2 separate regions of the Homo sapiens genome follow, and region 2 is linked to region 1. Evidence: read pairs that join two places in POLR2A ChIA-PET (ENCODE). Cell type or tissue: MCF 10A. All regions are shown on one strand.

Region 1 (2,500 bases):
AGGCCTGTGTCCTGGCCACTGTCCTATCTGTCGAGACAGTCATTATCCACCTTAACTACGATGATGTGAAGCTCCACGGAGATGGGATGCCTTTTCCCTTTGATCCCTGATGAATCCCAAGGCCCACCTCAGTGTGCCTGGCCCAGGGTAGGTGCTCAGAAAACATTGTTGACTAAATAAATAAATGAAGAAAACAGTTATGAGTACCAGGCCCTTCTACATTTATGATCATCTTACCAATTCTCAAAACTACCCTATGGAATAAAAACTGTTATTCTCAATTTTTGGGGAGGCTCAGAGAAGTGAGTGATTTGAGCCTATAAGGGTTCCATCATCAGCCATTGGAAAAGCCAGGATTTGAATCCAAATGTGCAGATTCCCACTACTCCATATTTAAAGCCCTATCAAGTAGACATGACATTTCTCAAAAGGCTGCCCCCTGTGAAAGTGGTCTTGTTCCCAAACATCTCAGTCCTGCCTCTTCCAAGGCTGATGCAACTCTCGCCTTTCTGGAGGAAAAATAATAGTAAAACAACAACAAACCCAGCTACTGTTTATTATAGGAAGCACTCACTATGTGCCAGATGCGTGCCAGGACATTACTTGTACCAACTCAATTAATCCTTACAACAACCTTATTATGTAAGTACTATTAGTATTAGTGCTTTATGTGTCAAACGCCATTTGACACATAAAGAAACTGAGGCAATTTAAGTAGTTCCAGGTCCCAGTGTATGAGTGGTGAGGTCTGAATGCAAGGACAGCAGCTGGGCTTAGAGCCTGTAATCCTCTGTTACCATGGCAAGTGGAGGGTACCAGGTGCCAGGGAGTCTTCCTTGCCCTTTGCCAGCTTTAACCTGGTGGAAAAGCCCAGGCTGCTGGGATTCTCCCTGCAAGGAACTAGCAAGATCGGGATTGTGACGGTGATGAGCCTTTTCCTAGGACAGACAATTAATCAGGAGTATTAATGAAAATGCCAGCTCCATGATTGCAGAAACTTAAGTATTTTATTGGGAACTGAACTCAGGCCATTAAAATGTTATCACAGGCTTGTCAGTCTGCGTTCCGTGTGCTTCTGCGAAGGAGCCACGGTCTTAATGAAACTGTTTGGTGCTTTTGGAGCTGACGGTTCCTGAGTGTGCTCTGCCAGGAAAGGTGATTCACCACAGTAGCTACGTGCCCAGGCTGTGGGAAAGTGGCTTTCATGTTCTGTTTTTTCCTTTTTTTGTTTTTTGATTTTTGAGATGGAATCCCACTCTGTCGCCCAGGCTGGAGTGCAGTGGCGCGATCTTGGCGCACTGCAAACTCCACCTCCCGGGTTCAAGTGATTCTCCTGCCTCAGCCTCCCGAGTAGCTGGGATTACAGGCGCCTACCACCACGCCCAGCTATTTTTTGTATTTTTAGTAAAGATGGGGTTTCGCCATTTGGCCAGGTTGGCCTTGAACTCCTGACCTCAGGTGATTCACCCGCCTTGGCCTCCCAAAGTGCTGAGACAACAGGAGTGAGTCACTGCACCCGGCCCATGTTCTGTTTTGCTTTAACCATCTGTGAAGCTCCTACCTTACAGCACGCACTGAGAGGGGGTGTAAACAACAGAGAAACAGGCCTTGCCCTCAAGGAGGAATCAAATACATAAAGATGGTAATGTGGATGTGCAGGAATGCAGTGATGTTAGAAAGCTCAACTCCAGCTGAAGGTGGATGGGAGGCTTCTGGGAAGAGACAAAACAATGCAAAGAGCATTTGTTTCCTGGTGAGTTGCTTCTCTCCCTCCAAATCTGATAGGGCTGATTGCAGAAAATGGTTATCTGAAGGTTTAGTGTACAACAGGCATTCTCAACGGGGGAGAGAATTGGTTCTTGTGGGAATGCACGTGTGAAAAAATCCCCTTTTTACGTTTAAAAAACAGATTTTGCATAAAGTATGTAAACAGAGAATATATTTCTGGTATTAAAATTTCATGGTTGGTTGGGGTGATTAAGAACAAAAAGTCTCAAAAGGCAATGATGAAAATGAAGTTGAGATCACTGGCAAGCTGCCAACACTTAGAAGATGGCACCACTGGAATGCATGTGTCCTCCTGGCCATCTGGCAGATAAGAAACTGCATGAATTATAGCCCCTAGTGAGGAGGGGGCCCTGAAGCCTCAGACAGCTTCCACTGCCTGCCGAATGGGCTGACTGTGTTTACAGCATTCCTTTTCTCCCAACCCGGACCAGTAGCATCCTGTCAATGGCCCCATCTGCAGGGAATCAGGCTTTCCTCCTGGCTGCGGCAATATTTAGGAAGATGATTAGGGCAATTCCCAGGACAGGCAGTCCTTCCTCGCCAGCTGTTCCCATCTGCTTTGTGACACAGCCAGATGAACCATGCCTCCCCGAGGGACACATCCTCAACAATTGTGTTTCCAGGGACTTGTTGGTGGCTATGCAGGAATTGAACACTTCACTTCATCACCTCCCCAGTAGACACCGGAGCTGGGGCCATCTCTTGTTGAACT
Region 2 (2,500 bases), 93 kb after region 1:
AGAGAATATGGACTGAGAGGCAGACTGGGGTAGGAGGAGAATGGCTCAGGCTGGAGTGCAATGGGCTGGAGGAGACACGTGAGGGAGATGCCCAGCATGCATTTGCAGATGCCTGGCTGGAAAGACACTTGGTGTCATCCGCATATATGTGCTAATGGGCAGGGGTGGATTGTCCCAGGGAGGTGACACGTGCAGGGAGTAAAGAAGAGGGATTAGGTCAGAACTCTGGGGACCCCCTCCTGTAAGGGAGTGGGTGGAGGAGAGAACTCATCAACTCCCCGCCTCCCTTAGCTTTACGTTTGCCATGTCCTGGCCCAGCCAGGTAGGAGTCTTAGGAGGAGGAATGATTACCCTCTTCTTTCAAAGTCGACTCTGAGAATCAGCCACTGGCTGCAGTTCCGGAACCCTGCCTTTCTACTCTGGCACCAGCCCAGGATTCTCCAGCAGGCTCTGAATCGTGTAATTATCCATGCAATAATTATGCCTGGCAGAAAGCATCGGCTTTCCTGGCGGAGGGCTTCCCAGAGCATCGCCTAGCAGTTCAGCCACCCTCAGCCTGCTCTGAGGACAGCTCTCTGCAGCACGCAAGATCAGGAGTGCAGTCCCTGGCCGAGGGAACTGAACTCTACCTTGGGCACCTGTCAGACTGTCTCTTCCGGTGGCAGGGTGGGGCAGGGGGAGCTGCCCACACCACTTGGTTGGGCTTCCTGAATGTACAGCCCATCTCGACCTGTTCCCACCAGCATGCTTCCACCATCTCCCACAGCCCTATTTATGACCTAGAGAGAAAAAAATCTATCAACTCGGAGCAGTAGCTAATCAGTTTACTTGGTTGCCTGGGGTCTCCTGATGTAATTATAATTCCTACTAAGGCACTGGCGAGTGTCAGACTCATTTCAACAACTGCTGCAGACACGATCATCAAAGCGCCAAGATTCCTTTGTTCCAAGTCCTGTTCAGAAGTGGCTCAGGAGGTCCTCTTTAGAGGGAAAACTCTAAGCATTGGAATTTTTTTCTGCTTCCTCTCCTTCCTGCTGTACTCTTCCTTACAGAGATCAGGGAGAATCTGCCAGAATGTCCCAGTGCAGCTGGAAACAGACCCAGACCCGTGGGGTGTGGATGTGGCTCCCAAATGCCATTGGGCTGGCCAGAGAAGCCTCATGCTGAGACAGGAATGGTGCCCTGGGGAGGCTGCTGGCTGTGTCCCAAAGACCTCACAAGGTGGCATTTACCTTGGCGAATTCCCCAGCCTCTGGCAGTGAGCCTTGGGGGCTTGGAAGCCTGATTTTGCTGGCACACCCAGCAAAAGGGACTCATCTGTCAGGCGAATACTCCCATTAGCTCAGATCATGTGACCAACATATAAACCACAATGAGAAATGCAACTGCCATGCAGAACAAGAATGCTGAAGTTGTCATGCCTGGCATTGTCTCTCCCTGAGGCAGAGCTGCCTGGGGAGCACATTACAATAATGTTTCTTGGTGAACCCAGACTCATCGGGATGCTGGTGGAACCACTCAAATGTTTAATGGCAACAGGCTCTGACCATCTGCTGCAGGCTGTCCTCGGGAGGGAAGCAGCTGACATCAGGATTACACAGGCCTTGTCCATGATCAGGGCAGGGCTTCCCTGGATAGGCTTGGTGCGGACCCTGCCAGCTGACCTCTGGTCCTTGAGCTGCCCTGTTCCATGCCCAAGATGACCACATAGTACCTGGGCTCAGACTCCTTGGCCAGCTGGGACTCCACCCAGCTGATCTGGTGCCCAGCCCTGAATTGCTGCCGGTGGCAGGCCTGGCTGTGATCTCCATACTATATCATGTGCTTCTCCAAGACTAGAGTTGTTCCTGGGCCAGAGACCACATTTTCTGCTCCCCTTTCACCTAGATGTAGAGGATGCCTTAGGGTTGGGGGAGCAACAAGATGGAAGGAGGCTAGGTCCCTGAGTGACTACATGGAAGAAGGCTACTGGCCCATCAAGAAGTTATATGAATGATAAAAACAATTCTATGTTTCAGCCTACTGCAATATTGGGGTTTATTTGTTATAGCAGCTAGGGTTACCCTAAAGTATAATTGCTCTAGCCTAGGCCTACCTCCTTGAGATTATGGTTGTCAGCCAAAGGAGTGTTAAATCTTTGGAAAGACTTCAAATTTATATTCAAACACCATCTCTTGTGTCACTCCTAAAGGTGGCCGATGGTGCATGCTGTGTGTGGATTTTGCTCTCCTGACTTCTAACTTTGATTCCCCTTGTCCTTCCCAGACGTAAGCTGATGTTACTTGGAGATCCCCAGCCACAGACATGACATTGCAAATGGGATTCTGAAAGTTCAATGATTTCTACAAATCAGCACACAAAAGACTGAAATGGTCTTTCACTCTGGAAGAGGAGTTTAAACACACATATACACAAACATAGAAACATACACTCACAAAAGCAGGTGGGAGACAGAGCAGAGAGACAGCCTGCACTGAGCAGATGGAGCAGTGAACATGGA

The links. Peaks named below come from ENCODE experiments on the same cell type or tissue, not always from the same donor. Only the 100,000 strongest peaks of a DNase experiment are listed, where the experiment ranks them.
Region 2: POLR2A ChIA-PET joins it to region 1 with 11 read pairs; 2 of 35 experiments call an interaction of 5 or more read pairs at or near these places.

The regions. Positions count from the first base shown.
Region 1 is chr5:170,613,956-170,616,455 of GRCh38, reverse strand. The region is part of intron 1 of KCNIP1 (potassium voltage-gated channel interacting protein 1); the gene reads right to left. Among named protein-coding and RNA genes, the nearest start is that of KCNIP1-AS1, 66 kb to the left of the region's middle. In MCF 10A, no CTCF peak of the experiment used is centred here; DNase peaks (open chromatin) are centred at 1,125 and 1,515.
Region 2 is chr5:170,521,347-170,523,846 of GRCh38, reverse strand. The region is part of intron 1 of KCNIP1 (potassium voltage-gated channel interacting protein 1); the gene reads right to left. Among named protein-coding and RNA genes, the nearest start is that of KCNIP1, 19 kb to the right of the region's middle. In MCF 10A, no CTCF peak of the experiment used is centred here; a DNase peak (open chromatin) is centred at 1,356.